2 separate regions of the Homo sapiens genome follow, and region 2 is linked to region 1. Evidence: chromatin loops called from intact Hi-C (ENCODE). Cell type or tissue: OCI-LY7. All regions are shown on one strand. Links, peaks and the distances in the headings refer to the core of each region. The heading gives the core; the rest is flanking DNA.

What was found. Peaks named below come from ENCODE experiments on the same cell type or tissue, not always from the same donor. Only the 100,000 strongest peaks of a DNase experiment are listed, where the experiment ranks them.
Region 2: it touches region 1 in a loop (5-fold over the local background); 3 of 110 quality-filtered maps call a loop at or near these places.

What each region holds. Positions count from the first base shown.
Region 1 is chr12:99,762,680-99,772,503 of GRCh38, forward strand. The region is part of intron 8 of ANKS1B (ankyrin repeat and sterile alpha motif domain containing 1B); the gene reads right to left. Among named protein-coding and RNA genes, the nearest start is that of GARIN6, 120 kb to the left of the region's middle. In OCI-LY7, for the core only: CTCF peaks have their summits at 5,324 (motif pointing left) and 5,524; a DNase peak (open chromatin) is centred at 5,282.
Region 2 is chr12:99,654,423-99,664,246 of GRCh38, forward strand. It overlaps ANKS1B (ankyrin repeat and sterile alpha motif domain containing 1B), which reads right to left. Exons shown (of 27, transcript NM_001352186.2): 9 at 645-788. Among named protein-coding and RNA genes, the nearest start is that of GARIN6, 12 kb to the left of the region's middle. In OCI-LY7, for the core only: CTCF peaks have their summits at 4,750 and 4,954; a DNase peak (open chromatin) is centred at 4,739; H3K27ac peaks cover 2,222 bases.

The DNA of each region.
Region 1 (9,824 bases), core at 1,303-9,302:
AAACCTTCTGCACAGAAAAAGAAACTATAAACACAGTAAACAGACAACTTACAGAATGGTAGAAAATATTCACAATCCATGCATCTGACAAAGGTCTAATATCCAGAATCTATAAGGAACTTAAAAAGTCAACAAGCAAAAAACAACCCCATTAAAAAATGGGTAAAGGACATGAAAAGAAGATATACATGCAGTTAATAAGTATGTGAAAAAAATCCTCAACATTACTAATCATTAGAGAAGTGCAAATCAAAACCATTGAATGCAATCTCACACCTGTCACAATGACTATTATTAAAAAGTTAAAAAAAAAACAGATGTTGGTGAGGTTGTGTAGAAAAGGGATCGCTTAAACACTATTTGTGGGAATGTCAGTTAATTCAGCTACTATAGAAATAGTTTGGAGACTTCTCAATGAACTTAAAACAGAACTACCATTTGACCCAGCAATCCCATTACTGGGTGTATGACCACAGGAACACAAATCATTCTACCATTAAGACACATCCACGTATGCTCATTGCAGCACTTTTCACAACAGCAAAGACATGGAATCAATCTAGATATCCATCAACGGTGGACTAGATAAAGAAAACGTGGCACATATACACCATGGGATACTATGCAGCCATAAAAAAGAATAAAACTGTGTCCTTTGCAGCAACATGGATGCAGGTGGAGGCCATTATCCTAAGCAAATTAACACAGGAACAGATAACCAAATACCACTTGTTCTTACTCGTAAGTGTGAGTTAAACACTGAATACACATGGAAACACACATGGACACAAAGAGGGGAACTACAGACAATGGGGCTTACTTGCGGGTGTAGCACGGGAGGAGAGTAAGGATCAAAAAGCTACATATTGGGTACTATGCTCATTACCTGGGAGAATAAATCATTTGTACACCAAATCCCAGTGACACACAGTTTACCCATGTAACAAACCTGCATATGTACCTCACTGAACCTAAAATAAAAGCTGGAAAAAAAAAAACAAAATAGCCCCATCTCAATAATACAGAAAGAATAACAAGGATTAATTCAAAAATGTTTATCACATAAATATTTAGGAATTCAAAAATTAATAATGTAATCAGACATATTTCCTATATTCATATACTATATACTTCCTTCGTATATGTTATCAGGAATTAAACATGGTATTTGTAATACAGGATATCCTTCTCATCAGTGAGAGTGATGTACTATTACCTAAGAAAAATATAATTTGACTTAAGATCCTAGCGATATATTGTGAAGTCAATAATATAGTTTACAGGGGTATTTTATTTCATCCTCAAAGAAACTGGCGAGGTATTCATTATTTGAAAAATCACCCAACAGGGGAAGTTCTTCTCAGATCATAAATATTCCATGTTAGAATTTTTCTCATATGCCTACACCGAAATACAGGTTATCAAACAGATGTTTTTATGCCCATGACCTGTTCTATCAATTCAATAAATGTTTGCTAAGCATGTGAGTGAGGAACTATGCTAAGGACAAATACATGCACACACACAGATTAATATTTTCCCTGTCTTCAAGGAGCTTATAGGCAAAGTCAAAAAAGATGATTCATGCATAATTAATACAAAGCAGCATAATGATGCAAATAGTTAGATCTAAATAGAAGGATCAAAAATAGTTTTCAATAAGTAGAGATGGTAGGGATAATATATATAGACAAAACATGAACGTGGACAATAAGAAAGACAGACGTGTTTGAGAGTAATCCATTTTATTTATTTATTTAGAGACAGAGTTTCACTCTTGTCATCCAGGCTGGAGTGCAGTGGAGCTATCTTGGCTCACTGCAACCTCCACCTCCCGGGTTCAAGTGATTCTCCTGCCTCAGCCTCCTGAGTAGCTGGGATGACAGGTGCACACCACCAGGCCCAGCTAGTTTTTGTATTTTTAGTAAAGATGGAGTTTCACCATGTTGGCCAGGCTGGTCTCTAACTCCCGACCTCAGGTGATCCTCCAGTCTCAGCCTCCCAAAGTGCTGAGATTACAGGCATGCACCACCGTGCCTGGCCAAGAATAATCCATTTTACTAAAATATATTTATCTAAGACATTACTAGCAGATAAAGCTGGAAAAATATGATGAAGCTAGAAATGAAGGGTCTTGAATGCCTGAGTTAAACGTTTCTATTTAACATTTGCAGTGAGGACCAGGGCTAGTTTTGAGTAGGAAAATGACATGACCAGAATGGCACTTAAGGCATACTGACTTGGCAGCATTGCTCAGAATAAATATGAGCAGATGAAGAGGAGAGACTAGAAGTGGGTGGACAGGGTAGGAGGCTCTTGAAATAACTCAGGTGAGGGGAAATGATGGTCTGAACCCACAAACTGGCAGGAATGATGAAAAGGTGAGAGGTCAATCTGGAAGACAGTAATGAAAGACAGAATGATCTACTTGTAAGACATTGGACATACATTCAGATCCAAGATTTACCTTTTGGGCAACTGACTTTACTCCTGATTCCCACGTTGAGGATAATAAAACCTACCTCATGGGATTGTTGTCAGGAATAAAGGAGATAATGATTTTTAACATGTTTACACAATGCCTAGCATGTAGTGAAAATTTAGTACTTAATAAATGCTAGCTTCTAGTGTTACAATTATTTTGAGATATTATAGTTTGGTCACTGTTTACTGATTTTTTTAGTAGCTACATCTCACTGCTGGTTCACGTAGCAGTTGTAGTCATCTATATACCCTAAAACTTTTGTGTGAACTACTCTCTGACATTAAATCTCCCCCACCTTGTATTTATACCATTGATTTTTAAGGAATCTAAATATAAGATTTTATACTAACTCCCACTGAATTCTATGTTTTTACCTTGAGCCAAGATTTCAGCCTATTGAGATAATTTTTCATATAAGTTCAATTATTTGTCATATTTGCTATTCCTCCCTAACTTCTACAAAGCTGATTAGAATACATATGGCTTTTTCCAAGTAAAATATTGACTCAGACCAATCCAAGAACAAAATATTTCACTTTCACTAGAGAAATCCCCTCTACGTTGACATTTTGTGACTATTTAGAACGTCTGGACAAAATTGGACAAAGTCTGTGAAACATAAAAATCAAGATCTCTTCAGCAACATAAAAGAGAACAAAATAGCTCTTTTCTATGGCTGACAGAAAGCCAGAGTAAAATTTTTTTAACCGATGCAGAAACTAAGGCTTGGAAATATCAAGCAACTTCCAAAGGTCACCCTGCTAGTAAATTGCAGAACAGAGTTGTACAACCAAATCTGTAGGACTCACAATCTCATGCTCTTAACTGCTAGACTAAGTTATCTCCCTAAGAAAGATGGTTGAGATTCCCATCATGATTGCTGGGAAAAACCTCCACTTTGGTCTCTGGAATTCATCTCCAAATAATTAAATGCATTTTGCAATGATAATGGTTCATTTGCAAGAACATATACACTTTTATATGCAGTCTTTGCCTTTTTATGCATTTATTCAGTCAATGAACTTTCACTGAGAGACCACTACATTCAAGGCACCGTGTGAGGCAGGATGTGACTACAGAGATCAATCTAATAATGAACCTACTGTCAAAGGGGTATATAAGAAGTAATGCAAAACATATACACCTACAAGGCAAGGCAGAAAGAGATGTATCAAGAATGGTAAAAAGCAAGTGTGCTAGAAGTTCAGAAAAATGACTCTTTTATTCTACTAGCCATTTTCTCAAGGACTTCCTAGATTCCCTAAGGTTACAAAAAGTTCTTCCTGAGGTGAGGGTAGGAACAAAAACTTACCCTTCTGATTCTGGATTTTTCCATTAATGTACCTACAGTACATACGTGTGGTTAATGGTATTGTTTTCAATATATAAATGCAGGTCAACATGATCCTAGTTCTACATTCCCTAATTCTTGCAAAACCTGTTAGGAGATTTCCAACCTTAGTTGAATCACCTTGAGTCACCACATCCAAAAGGTCTGTTCAACTACATAAGAAATAGATTGTTCAGGTTAGAATGTTCTTTTGAACATTGTATACCACTGCTTAAGATTTAGCACCACTATAAAAAATTATACATGCTAAAGAATCAGTTATGTTCCTATAATAAGCCTCTATTTACATTTCAAAAAATTTGCCTCCCAAGATTCTCTAAATCTGATGGAAATTGGGTAAGATAGCCACGAAGCTCTCTCCAAATTCTGAAATTGATGCATTCCTGATAATAAGCTCTAGAAATTGGGTTAGAATGTGTTTGAAGGTAAACTTTGTTTCAGAAACACCATTTGGTTTTTAGGCAATCTAATCTGACTCTACTGATCTTTAAAACTTGATGAATTTTAGAACTAAATTAAGTATATTTTCCAAAAGTAGGGACCTCACTCCCAGAGAGTATTCTCAAGAATAGCTTGGCATTAAAAAAAACTGAAAATCCTTCAAGGTAAATCTTGAAATCTTAAAATACTAAAATAAAATACCTCACACTTCAGAAGGCTGACATGTAATTAAATATTTTGCATTGGAAAAGAAAGTAAAATAACAGAAAAGAGGCATAGTTGCTGAACAAAATTGCACAAAACCTGCCAATGCAACCCCTTTCAAACCAAAAGCTTTAGATGCTGCTTGTGTCAAGAGAAAAAAATACATAACACGTTTCATCCCTTAAGCTTCTTATTTACTTCTTAAAGACATACGCTGATGAGGTAATGTTCTATTACAAATGTTTAAAAAAAAAACAAAAAAACTTTTCCTGGTACCTGGATTCTGAAATCTGCTCTAATGATCTTTATCATCAAATTTCTCTATGGCATGCTGTGTTCACATTTAAGAATTGTATAGATTGTTTATACACATGGAGGAAAAAACATGAATATAAGGCTTGGGAAAACATAAAGAGAATAGAAAATTTTTTCAGATGATTTCACATTCTTTCGAAAACCTAAATTTCATGAGTTGGTAAAGAATGTTAGGATATTTATATTTCTTCAAAATTTACATTCTAGATTATATAATGTCCTAATTCAACTTAGAAAATGGTTTCAGATGCATATTATAAGAGTATATAAAACAGACTGACTTTTGAATTAAAATGTATGCAAGACAAAATGCAATTTTAACTTGAGCTAGCCTTTATATTACATGCAAAACCTCCAATTGAATACATTCAATCATAATAAGAATTTAATTTTTAACTTATATTAGTAAAAGTGTTCAAACTACCATATTATAGCTAATATTTTAATAGAAACAAAAATCTCCGATTCAAAAATAAAAGTTCTTACATAAGATGGCTGGTTTTGTATTTGAAATTACTGAATCAGAGTGCCCTCTATTGGAAGAAAAGAGACAACAAAAGCTAAACTGAACTAAGAATATAGGTAAAATACTTCCAAAACTCAAGCCACATCATTAATATGTAAAACACATTAATTAAAAATATGGATGCTACAAAACATATTTCCTTACATTTTTATTTCTCCAAAATAACTTTTGGAATTACTTGTCATATCACAATCAGCAAGTTGGATGTTTCATATCCTATGAAATTAAATTTTAACTGAACCCAAATGCTCATCATTTAACCAGTAATATAAATAACAGACATACAGAAATGTTTTCCACATTTAATAGTCCAATATAACATAGAAATGTTATAATTGAGGACTGTGGTTTGACTGCAGTTTGGATTTTCCTTGATGATAAACTGAAAGCCTCCTTGCTATGAACCTCATGTCGGTGTCCCCGCCAAGTTTATATGTTGAAATCCTAAACCCCAATGTGATGGTATTAAGGAGGGGGTGTTGGGAGGTCATCAGATGATAACCCCTTATGATGTGCTAGTGTTCATATAAGAAAACATCAGGAGGGCTGGGCGCAGTGGCTCACACCTGTAATCCCAGCACTTTGGGAAGCCGAGGCAGGCAGATCACAAGGTCGGGAGATCGAGACCATCGTGGCCAACATGGTGAAACCCCGTGTCTACTAAAATACAAAAAATTAGCCAGGTGTGGTGGCACGTGCCTGTAGTCCCAGCTACTCAGGAGGCTGAGGCAGGGGAATCGCTTGAACCCCGGAGGCGGAGGTTGCAGTGAGCCGAGATTGTACCACTGCACTCCAGCCTGCGACAGAGCACGACTCCGTCTCAGAAAAAAAAAAAAAAAAAAAAAAACACATCAGGAGAACCTGCTTTTTTCCCCTCTGTTCTTTGCCACATGAAGATACAACCAGAAGACAGCCCTCTGCAAACCAGGAAGCAGGCCTTCACCAGCTACCAGCTCTGCTGGTACCTTCATCTTGGGCTTCTCGGACTCCAGAACTGTGAGAAATAAATGCTTTTTTTTTTTTCCAAGCCACCCAATCTACGCTAATTTGTTATAGCACAGATAATCCCTAATTCAAGAGACTTTTAGAAGCTCTTACACTGGGGAATTGCAGAAGTAGGCTGGACATTAAGATTTACGAGATTTGTTCCATCTCAAAAAATTCTAGTTTTGTGGTGTTTTCAAGACCTCAGTTCTGACTCATCATCTCAGACCTGAATTACCTCAGAAAGATCTTGGCTGATTTTTGGCTCCCTAGACCAGTAGTATGGATGTTAGACCTGAGAAGCTTTTCCAAGAGCAATGCTCAGAGCTACCCAAAATTATTTTGATTTAGTTGGTCTGGACTGGTATCTGAGGGCATCAGTATTTATTTTTTAGAGCCTCTCTAGGTAAATCTAATATACAACTATGGCTGAGAACCATTGTTTGAGCCTCTCCCCAGATCAAGCAACATACAACTACCACTTTTATTTTCCAAAAATGTCACTTTCAGGAGAACTCTCCTACACAAGAATTTATTCTCAGGATCAATTTTAAACTTCTGGCTAGCCTCCCAATCTACTTAGCTGCCTTTGTTCTCTGACAATAGAGTTGAGTGGCAAGGGGTTATGGCTCCAGCTCCAGAATGTCTGTGTTCTTGGCTCTGTAATTACCGCATGAAACTGGGAAAGTCATAAAAGCTCCCTGTATGGAGAAATAATACTATCCTTTTCAAAGGGTTATTGTGAGGATTAAATCAGTTAATACAAGTAAAGTGTTCCATAAATTGAGGTATTATCATTACTTACCCAACTTTATTTCCTACTACTTTCCAAAACAAACTCTCATCATAAATCATTCTCAAATTATGCACTAATTCTCATCTCTGTGCTTTTGCACTTACTGTTTCTTCAGGCTGGAATCCTTTCTCAATCATTTGTCCCAACAAAAGTGAAAAGCACAGCTCCCCTTTCACCAGGACACAGCTTAGTCTCTCCCTACCTCCACAAAGACTTCAATGAGTATCTGTAAATATTCACTGGTCTCTCCCTTTTAAAAATTCCTTTGGCCACAAGGTAGCATACTATGAGAAATGTGGCTGAGAATTAAAAACACTGGCTCAGAGTTTGAATCCTCACTCTGCCACTTGGCAGCTAAGTCATTTTCTAAATCCATATTGTTAGGATTACTTAATAAGCGACTTAAATCACGTAAAGCATTAGAGTAGCAAATAGCAAAAACTGAGTAAGTGTCAGTTCTTATTTATTCAGTGTTTTATATGTTAGCCTTCAGTTATAGTCTACACACTGTGACTGAAGTCTCCTTAGGATAGGTGTTTTGAAACACTTGAAATCAAGAACCATATCTATTATAAATCCCACAACTCAAAACATGGTAAGAACCATCTGTATTAGGTGACCTATATTAGGTGACCTGTACTTGACTAAACTTTTTGCAACATGTAAGAGTATAATTGAAGCAATATTCTGGAAAAAAAACTTTTTTGATGAATAGAAACAAATATTCAACAAAACATGGAATGAATTCAAATAAAACAGGCTACAGAAAAGGGTCAAAGTAATTTGATTACTTTTTAAACATTCGCTAACAGGTTTCTATCAGATTCATCTTCTGAAAGGTCAGTTCCAATGATGTCTTTTATCTGCCCAAAATCCTTTAGATTTTTCTCATTTCTTAAAAAAAAAACCAAAATTCTTAGCCTGACATTCATAATTATCCATGACCTGACCTCAAACTACACTTCTACTCTCTCATCTTTCCCCTTTGTAAACTCTATTCTTCCAAATAAACAGAATTATTTGCTCTTACTCATATATACCATCTGCTTTTCTCCCTCCACATAATCTTTAATATTTTATAGGGAAATATTTTCAAAGAACACTATTGTAAAGGTTTGTCACAGGAACGAAGAGTGGTGTTAGAAAAGCATGAGTTCAGATTTCAAAACCTTAACGCTCAATTTATGAGCATTAATTTCTTTCTTGCCACTATCACAATACAGTCTTTGGCTTACAAAAAAAATTGAACATCTTTTCCCCAAACTATTATCACTCTCTCAAAGTCAAAAGCCTTTGCCGTAACTTCCTGAAAGATAGAAGCTTGAATCATGGTCTCCAAGCAGCACATACAGACCCCAGGGCATATAAGATATTCATTGGGTAAACGAAAAATAATTAGAGCTTCTGTTTTACACTTATTCTCTACCTTCCTCAATTTGAATTTCTTTTGTTGTGTATGTCTCATAATTTACATCAAATATTACTAGAAATGCAGTCTATATATATATAATTTACAAATAATCAGGGATATTTGCTCAAAATTTGTTTACTAATGGTACGTACAACAAAAAAGTTTGGAAACCCTGGTCTAAAAAATTAGGGCTTTCAGAATATCTGTGGTTTTACAAGTAGAAGGCCAGAAGCTGCCAGTTTACATAAATCTTTGAGGATGGATCTAAAAATATAAACACTATGTGTTGTTTATATAGCACAAATATGTTTTAAGTTCTAACTAACTTTCAAGGAAATATTAAAATGTAACTGATTGGTAACCTGGAGACAGCATACACCTATTTCAGATTTTTTAACAGAGGATTTTGTCCCAACATTAAAGTTACTATTATAAATTATTTCATTAATATAAAAATTTCATTTGGTAAAACTTACAGGTATTTACTTCAGTACATATACAACTGTTCATAGTTATTCATAAAGAATTTTTATTGGGGCCAATAATAGGATGTTTTTACAAAAGAGAGTGAAGCACAAAAACAAAATGAAACAAAAAAAGCAGGCCAAGGAGGTAGGACTAGCCATGGAACTAGATTAGCAAGTGCTATCCCAGGAAACAGTGTCACAGCTTACTTTAAGTAACTAAATTAAGTAAATGTTCTCATAATGGACAGTCACTATACTTAGCAAGTTTTTTTTTAGTTTTCACAAATAATATGACATACTTAACACAGTTCACTCTATTACTGGCTTTTGAATAAAGTATGATATATCTGTAACAAATTAAGTTCTAAAAGTGACTACAGATTTCTTATCAGAATAATGTATTTCCTTTAATACCAGTATATACTATAAGTCCTTCCTCTACAGGACAAAAAGTAGGTTTAAATATCTTAATATTAAACTGATTTATTCTCTATAGTTTTTCTTGCTTTTGTGTTCATATAAAAATCCAAATGAGTGAGAATCACCCATGGCCTGACCTCAATCTATCCTTCTAATCTTATCTCCCCTCTTTCTTCTTTGTAAACTCTCATTCCTAATAAATAGAAATACTTGCTCTTACTCAACTATATCATCTGTTTTTCTGCCTCACATAACCTTTAATATTTTATATGGCAATATTTTCAAAGAACACTATCATAAAGGCGTTGTCACAGGAACTAACTCATGCTTAAGATTCTGAGCTTATCAAAGAGAAACCTCTTGGGATTTGCATAATATTATAAAAATATGCAGACTGAACTTTCCACATTTCTCTCCTACTATG
Region 2 (9,824 bases), core at 897-8,896, 110 kb before region 1:
ATTTTCACCATGGCTTCAAATTTCCTATCTCTGGAATATTTTAGTCATTTCTGAAACTCCTCTAAGAGTGTATGGTTCACAACCCACAACAGGAACCTGAAGGTGATACTACAGATTTAAAGTAGTCTTAATGATAGTGAAATGACTTGAAACTAATAGTCAATATTTTAGTGTTCTGGTTTCATTTTTGGATTTTATTCCAAAACCTCCAGAAGTACACATTCCCATTATTCTACAATGCTCCATTGTGATGTGAAAAATATAATCACTGGCTATGCTTTTAAACAGCCATAATATGTTTCCTTATATCTGTAGACAACTTTTACTTTTTAAAAATAGCATTCTTTAAACTGATATATTTCTGGATTCAAAATATTAAAACCTCATAAACAAGATAACTTTTCTGCATTATAACCAAACTAAATAATACTAATTTTTTACATAAATTATGTCTTCGCATATGTACACATATGCACACCAAGTTATATGCACATTTTACTTGACACTTTGAGAAAAACCACAAGATCCAAAATCACAAAGTGAACAAGATCCTAATTTGATTTTCGAAGGGGAGGGAGATTTTATCTTAAAAACATAGGCAACCATTTTTGTTTTATTGTACCTTAATAAAAGCAAACTTTTACCTGGGCAAGCATGGGGAAGCCAAGGTTCCTACATCCATTACACGGAGTTAATGCTTCCCAAAGTCCTGATGGCCCACACGTATTTTCATCATCATCCTCTTCTTCCACTTCTCCTGGTGACAAATTGATTGTAGATGAGGTTCTCTGAAATTAAATTTATATCATACCAATATATTATATCAATGATATTTAGATATCTTAACATCAATTAAATTCTATAAATGACAGTGGTATATCTCGGCAAACAAGTCAGCTCACTTTTAGCCACAGTTACATGGCTGTGCCCTGTGCCTGAGATAAAAATATGTATAGTCCAACTTAAGTTAAAAGTGAAAAAAACTAGGTGTGAAAGACTTATAAAATAATATATGAAGTTCATAATGAAGAATAGAACATGATAATGGCCTAATAAAATATTTGAATAGCAACAAATGAGAAAAATCTTATGGTTTATCAAGAATTTAGGTTTAGGCATAAAATTAAGGAAAAATGCAGTTAGGGCACTAACAGGAAAATATTTTATTGAAATGGGAACTCCTGATAAACCAGTTTGTTCAGAATGCCACTGAAATAAAACTTTATAAACTTTCATATCATACATATAACAGGAGTAACAGTTTTAAAATTCATAATGAGACTTCCATATTTAGCACATATATTTTCCTTCGTTATCTCCCAAATCTCACTAAAATGATGGTAGAACATTTATAAAAATGTTTACACCATAAAAATAAGGATGACAGGAGAGATGAACAGACAATATTAAGAAAACTTCTGGATAATGTTGAGTAACTTTTGGATAACAGATGGGTATTACCTGACTTAGCAAACATGAGAACACTGAAAGCAAAGAACCTTCATGTGGAAAGAATTGGAGGGACTGGCTACCTGTGAAGGTGTAAGTGTAGGTGGGGCAGAAACAGACTGAAACTCAGTATCAGAAAGAATTATACCCCTAGACCCATCTCCTTTTCACCCAGCCAGGAAACTAAATCTTTACCACTGGCAAGAAATTAGAGGTTTAATTTTTGAAGAAGTTGAAGCAAAAGGATTATGAATTCTAAGACTACAGATATACTGAGTCTCCAAAAACAAGAGAATTAATATCTATATAGTAATGAAGATTCATAACCTACCCCGTGCCTTACCATATTTGCATTAGACAACATGGCAGCACGGTTTATATTCCCAGATAAACAACTAGAATACTCCTCCCTGTAGAAACAGACCTCCTAAGAAAAAAGGTCTATAAATAAGCAGGAAAATGGTGGGATCTATGTATCAATCTCTACTGTGAAGCCAACCTCTCAACAAGTTCCACTCACAAGAATCATATATTTGAGAAAAACCTCTTAACAGACACCAAAATAAATATAGAGAAAAAAGTTATAAATAGTATCCTCAGAGAGAAGATATTTATAGCCATGAAACAAGAACAGAAAGTTACAAAATACATAAAATCCAATACAAGAGTAAGAAAAATCTGAGAAAATTTCCCAAAAGATGAACAGAATTTAAAAGTGGAGAAAACTAGGGGTCAAACCAAGACCTCTAACATCTGAACAAAAGGAGCTCCAAAAATTAAGAGTAGAGATGGGAGGGTCAAAGAAATAAAGCATGAAAATTTGCAGAAACTGAGGAAAAACTTCACTCTAAGAGCCTGCTGAATACTTAGCAGACTCAATTTAAAAAAAAAGATGTATATGCATAAATAAAAAGAAATACACTAAATTGTCTAAAGGTCCTCTGAATGTAGCGTTCAGCACAACATTGATAGATCATGATTACTAAAGCAAGTAAATATATTCTACATATTGGATTGTAAATAGCATCCTCCCCCCAAAATTGTTCCTTTTAAAAATAGAATATAAGATTTTATTTTTCCTCCTATTTAAAAGAATTTGTTTTCTGCATTCACATTTTAACTTCCCCTTGATCACTTGTCAGTAACTAAGAAGCAATGAAATTAAGTTGTCCCCCAATCAGTTGCTGTCTATAAAATACAATAATAATAACAACTGTTAGACTGAGAACTTACTATGTGACTTGGAGTATCACTGGCCTATTGTCTGTTAACTATTTTAATTCACACAACAGCCATTTGAGGCAAATATTTTTCCTCTCACTTTATAAATGAGGAAACTAAGGGACAGAGAGGCCAAGTAAAACCCAAGGTCACGAAGCTGGCAAGTGGCAGAAAAAGGATTCTAACCCAGACTAGGGGGCTGCAAAACCTACTCTCCCCTCACCACTACATTCTGTGACCACTCCTTTGGTACAATAACCTGTGGAAGACAATATACTGAAAAACCACACTGATGTAAATAATTGCAGTTTAAATAAAAGAGGTATATTTGGTGAATACGTTTCTGTTACACGAGTAAAGTCCTGAGAGCATTTTGCCTTCTGTGACAGGGAGTGAAAATTTCTGCAATTTGATACATAGCAGCCCATGCTTTCATAAATACACACTTCTCAAATCAATAATAGAAGGTGATTATCACAGGGATTTTTGACCCTACAGATCCTTTGAGTAAAATAAAAAATCTTGGGAAATTTAAAATCTTAATCTGAAAGAGTATATATATATATATGATAAAGTTGTTCACAGGAATAAATAAAATGATCAAAAAGGTATCTCCTTTACCAGCTCATGATCAGCTAACAGTTTGACCATCAACATTGATGCGGCACATACTATAAACCACCTCATAGTTGGCCAAGAATTATCAACATTTTAGATTAATCCATTCTTTTCTATTTTGTTAATGGTGCTACAATGATTTAATCCAATCACACAGGGAACTTCCTCTATCTCTTTCTCCTCCCTCAAAAAAAAAAAAAAAAAAAAAAAAAGCTTATCTCTCTTCCCTGCTCATAAAGCTCCAATTACTTCCCATTTCACAGCAAATGATATCCAAATTCCTTAATCTGGCTTCAGAGTTCTATAGTCAAATGATTTTTTAGCCCTTTTACTTTTTCACTATACTCACCTCAGATTATAACCAGGTGGAATTGTTTACCCTTGCCTAATCATGCTCTATGCTTTTATTCTTTCTTTCACCTTACTTGTCTGCACAGCGTATTGTAGTGGTTAAGGGCTTGGGCTCTAAAATTAGACAGTCCTGAATTCAAGTTCCAAATACCCGCCTCACTAGCCGTATGATTTTCAGCAGATAAGACCATTGTCAGCCTCTCTTGCCTTATCTATGCAATGGAAAACAATACAGTGGAACCTCTCTCAGGGCTTTTTCCTGATGACTAAATGAGGTAATAAATATAAAGTGCCTGACACATACAGCTTCAATAAGTATTAACTATCATGTTTATTATTTTCTTATAATCCCACTGATTCAAAATAGAGTTCAGATTTCATCCCTTACCTAAAATTTTCCAGATTTCCCACAAGCATGCATGATATCATGTTCTTCTGCTTGTCTCTCTTTGTGCAAATGTTTGCATTTGGTATTTCACATTCACCTTGAGTTGATAGATGCTATAGTGGCAAAGAGCATTGGCTTTTAACTCAAACAGATATATGTTTAAATCCTAGCTCTACCACTTCCAAGCTTTGTGATTTTGAGCAAATCACATAATCTTATTAATCCTTAGTTTCCCTATCTGAAAAAATAGTGTAATCATTTCCACTTGCAGGGCTGTATGAAGATCAAATTAATTGCTTGACAGAGACTGGCACATAAAAAATCAATAAGTACTGCTATTTTATTTTTTACCATAAAAGAGTTGTGTACACACACACAGTGTGCTTGTGCAAATATACTACACAGACACAAGTGTGGCTTATTTACCCTTGTGAAGTAAGTTATTTGAAAGAAAACATTGCCTTATTCACATTGTATCTCCTACAATGTGTTGTGCATAATGAAACAATAAATATTTATTGAATGAATCACTGAATAAATGAGCTTCAAATTATTATTTTCATTTGACTACCTAGAAAATTTTACTAATATTAAGGGGTGTGTATAATTGTATCACAAATATCAAGATTGCCATTTTAGCTTTATTTTATATTAACTATTACAAGTAGCTTTGCAGAAATGAAGAAACTTATCAGTGGTTTAGCACTGCCCCCTAAAGACAGCATATAAATTGGCTGTGTAAAACCATAATTTTTAACTTCATTTCTTTACAGTTAAAGATTTGAAGGAAAATATTTTATCAAGCTACATATAATCTTCAATTATATATGGGAAGAAGCCAGCGGAACACACTTAACCTCAGATGGTTTCATTTATTCCAAATGCTGTTCAAACTTTTTACTGGAGAACAAACTCTGTTCCTGAAGTTCCAGAAAGATGTGAAAATTCTACTATAAAAAAAAATAGACCTAAATCTATACAGTTTGAACCCATTAGCTTTCTTGGTTATTACACGGTAATAAAGAAAGACTGGACCAATTCTATGTTGTTGCAAATTGAAAAACAGTCACAATAATATACTGTAGGGAGACAAACTTGAGCTCAATCAAAGAAAAACACTTTTGAGAATAATTATATTAGTCTAACATTGAAGAAATGGGATTTCCCTGTGAGGCAGTGTGTGTTCGTGTGTGTTTGTGTGTCTGTGTGTGTGCATGTGTGTATGTGTAAATTATATGACAACTATATATAACGGTGCTTCATAATTTATAAAATGCTTTCAGATAGAGAATAGCCCAATAAAATAGAGTAAGAATTATCCCTATTTTACAAGTGAAAAAAACTGATGCTCAAAATGTTACTCGATTTGCAAGATCATACTACAAATCAGTCCAGATTATAATCCAAGCCCTCTAAATCTAGGTCCTATTGTCTTTCTACCACACCATGGAAGCCACCTCCTTAATTACTAGAACTCTTCAAGGGGACAACAAATGTTCAAGATTGTCAATGCAAAGGGACCAGGCCAAAAGGCAGAATCCAGGAAAGAGGCAATATCAGAGATGGCAATCAAAGCAAAAGGCAACAATCTGGAATGAGTTAGCAATCTAGACTACTTTATAGCATTGCCACACGCCTTTTTGCCTTTGTTTAGTTCTAAAGTAAAATTGCTTTATAGATTTTTCAATGAAATTTAAAGTAATACATGCTTATTGTAAAACAAATCATTCATAATGAAAAATTATACATGAAAGAGTGAAGCTTTCCTAGCCTCGGTCCCACATTCAGTGGGTGTACTTCCAGACTTTGTAATACTTACTCTACTTGCCTGATGACTTTCTCACGATAAATTCATAAATGAGAAATTGTATACACCAAAGAGTATGCCTACCTTTATCTTTCTTTTTCTTTTTCTTTTTTTTTTTTTTTTTTGAGGTGGAGTCTCACTCTGTTGTCCAGGCTGCAGTGCAGTGGCACAATCTCTGCTCACTGCAGCCTCCACCTCCCAGGTTCAAGTGATTCTCCTGCCTCAGCCTCCCAAGTAGCTGGGATTAGAGGTGCCCACCATCACACCTAATTTTTTGTATTTTTTTAGTAGAGATGGGGTTTCACCATGTTGGCCAAGCTGGTCTTGAACTCCTGACTTCAGGTGATCCACCTGCCTTGGCCTCCCAATGTGCTGAGATTACAAGCATGGGCCACCGTGCCTGGCCTAAACTTTCTAAGTATTGCCAATGTTGTCTTTAACCTGTTCACAGTGATCAGAGAAATGTTTTTTCATATGAGAATGTGATCATGTTTTCCTCTTCCTTAAAACCTTCAATAGCTTTTCATGTTCTTCTGATAAAGTTCAAAATTCTTAATATGATCCAAAAGGCTATGCATGATCTGCCCCTACCTCCCTCTGTATCCCACCACTAATCTGGCAGGCCAGGTCTCACTAACAGCTGAACAGGAAGGCCTCCATGACAACTGTTTCAGCACTGACTGAGTGGTTAAATTAAATATTTAAAGCTGATAGAGCCAGTGCCCTTATACGAAGGCTGGAATGTAACGAAAGCCCACCAAGAGTTTTGCCTAGGCCTTTCCAGGGCCTTGAAGCATGATGAAATAACAAAGGAATTCTTAACAGAACCCGTTTAGTATTAAACAGGTTTTACTGGGGGTCTGAAGGAACTCCCCAGACCTCCACAAACAAGTTTTATTGAGGTCTAAAGGAACTCCCAAATCTTCATGATTTAGCAGGAGACAAGATAAGCGTAATCACCCCTGGCACCTGGATCCATCTAGATTGAGTAAATTTACTGAAGCTCCAGAGGAAGGTCTTCAGGACTCAGACCTTAGGTATAGATGAGAAGAAGTTAATCACTTATGTCTTTAGATGAATGCACACTTACATGTAGACATACAGCTTAGAAGGTATATAAGCTCTGGAAAACTTTGTAATTTTGAGTTGGTCTGGCAATATTTTCCCTGGCCTTCTCCCTGTACCCGTTTACAGAAGTAAATTCTCTTCTTTCCCAGTTGGTCTGCATCTTGTTATTGGACCATGAGAATAAGCAACCCGACCCTTGGTTTGGTCCAGGAACACTAACACTATTCCTCTCCTTTGCCCATAATGTTTAAACACACTGAGCTTCCCTCTTTCCCTCAAGTATACCAAACTTCCTCTTGCCTCGTACCTTACCTTAGCACATGTGGTTTTCTCTGGCAAAGACTATTAGTCATCTCCCAATATACAGTCCCCCCTCCTCCTTTTGTCTTTAGTAACACCTTCTTTTATTCTTGTATGGTACTAATACTCCAACTTTTAGCTGGGCACATGTATTCTTTGAATAAATACCACATTGTCCAGTGTCTGTTGCAGCTAGGTGTGACCACATGGCTAAGTCATAACCATGGGATATAAGAAGTGCTCTTGAAGTGAATAGGTGTGCCCTTCTTCCTCCCCTTCCTCTTCCTGCTGATTGAATGCTAATGAAATAGCTGGAGCTGGAGCATTTGTCCTGGGCCATGAAGTATCCTTGGAACTAGAGGACCTGCACAATGGAACAACAAAATAGAAGAATCCTGGGTTCCTCATAGAGGTGATCCCTACCAGCCTTGGACTGCCTAGCTCTAAGCTTTAGAAGTGGGAGTAAAACAAACTCTTTCTCTTTAAGCCATTATTATTATTTTAGATGTTTTTGTTATTTGCTATTGTGTCAAACCCTAACAAATAAATTCCTTTGCTTGTCTTCATCAGGATTAATCTTATTGGTGCTTTAGGTATAAATATAATTCACTTCCTTTGGAAGGCCTTCTTGATGCTCTCATCAAGATTAATTTCCTTTCTTATATGCCTTCACAGTATCCTGCTTTTCTAATAGCAATTATCACAATGATAATTTTATAGTTACTGTGTGACTTTGGTTCAGTATCTCCTATCCTTAGTCCATAAAAGCTGCATGATTGCAGAGATGCCTGTTGGGTTAGCTACCAAAGCCTGATACTTGGCTAGTACATTGAATAACAGTTTATCACATATGTGTTGAAAATGAATGAAGAGTAAATGAATGAATGAATGCCAGCTTGCCCTCATAGATGTTTTATTAGTGTGAACATTTTCACTAGTTCTAAGAGGAACCAATGTAACTATAACCCAGATTTTAATGTCCTTTGTTCTCTAACTCCATTTGCTCCCACTGTCTTCCTTCCATATTCAAAATAATGTAGAAAACAGCATCTATTTGATTTCATGAAAGAATACATTTATGACAACCATTGGTGCACAATTTACATTTTACCACAAACTCTATAGCGGAGGTGAATGGGCTTTAAATTGCACAGCTTAACTCCTCCCCCTCCCCTATCAATATTTTTCTCCTTATAGTAATAATTGGGTAGAAGGGTGCTTTTCATCTCCCCTTCCACCAAGAAGAATAGAATTCTTGGTGTCTATTTTTGCCTGCAGACTGTTTTCATTAGCTCTTTAAATTCTTCTCCTCTTTATTATGCAAGCAATTTCACACTAGGATACATCTTATCTGCAAATTTGCATAGCCAATCTCATTACACAAGAGATCTTACATGAGAACTATTATTTTGTCAATTTAAAAGGCAACAACTATGTAATAGCATGATATATCATATTTTCCTTTTTACAATCTTTTAAAACCGGGGATCTAAGGGCTTAATGGGGCACTAAGAAGAAAACGTGAGGTGTTAAGCTGGTTTACTTATTCCAAAGCTATGATAGTATTAATGATCAGATAGATGATAGGTCAGTGATCATATTACTCACAAAGGAACAGACTCAACCATCTTAAATTTAGTCCTGGGAGAGATATCACATGCCACAGTTGAATATATTAGCAATGATCAGAAAACCTACTGTTAAAGCCACAGTTGAACATATTAGCTATGATCAGAAACCCTACTGTTAAATACGTTTCTATAAGCTTAGTAACACTAAACATCTGTTCAAAATTTTCTGAAAATTACCTTGCAAGGCTACCCTACACTACCTTTCACCACAACCATTTGTTCCATGTTAGTAAAATTCACAAAAGCTGCAACATTTAAGTCTGCTGAAAAATAAAATTTCTCTAAGATTAATTTGGAGTTAGCTGTGAATCCTGTACTGCATTTATATCTGCAAGGAAAAGAAAGGAAGAAGAAAAACAAGTCTTGATGCCAATGAGTACACTGAGTACATCTCCTAGTATCTGCACTCTGAAATGACGTTACTATGTATGGTGATATTTTAAACTTGAGGATTTGCCAGTGCCAAATGTATTTCACATTTATTGAAGGACAGAATTGCTATTAAAGCAATTGTTTTAGTTGCAAGAAATATTGAACAAGAAAGTAAGGATAGTCTTTCTCTTTTTAATAGTACATGAGACATTACAATTCCTCTGAAACGCTTAGTTCCAACACATTATGTTCCTGCCTGCTGTTTACATATTTGACATCCTTTGCATAACATCAGGAAACTTCAAAGAACATATTTTGTTTGCTATTCTACTTATATACAATCAATTTGAACGTTTTTATTATCTCTCAAAACTTTTGTTCATTTATCTGACCCTTACCTAGTAATTAATACTGTTTATTATTTCAATATTAGAAAGAGCTAAGTCTAAACTGATGCCAATTTTATGCACAATACGCAGAAGCTAATTTCAAAAAAAAATGTTAAAGTCACCTTAGAAAGTTTAAACTTTTTTTTTTTCAACAAGACAGTACAGAAGGCAAAATGTATAACTTTGGGAAAACTAAATTATCCTCCATGACAGATCATTTTATATGAACA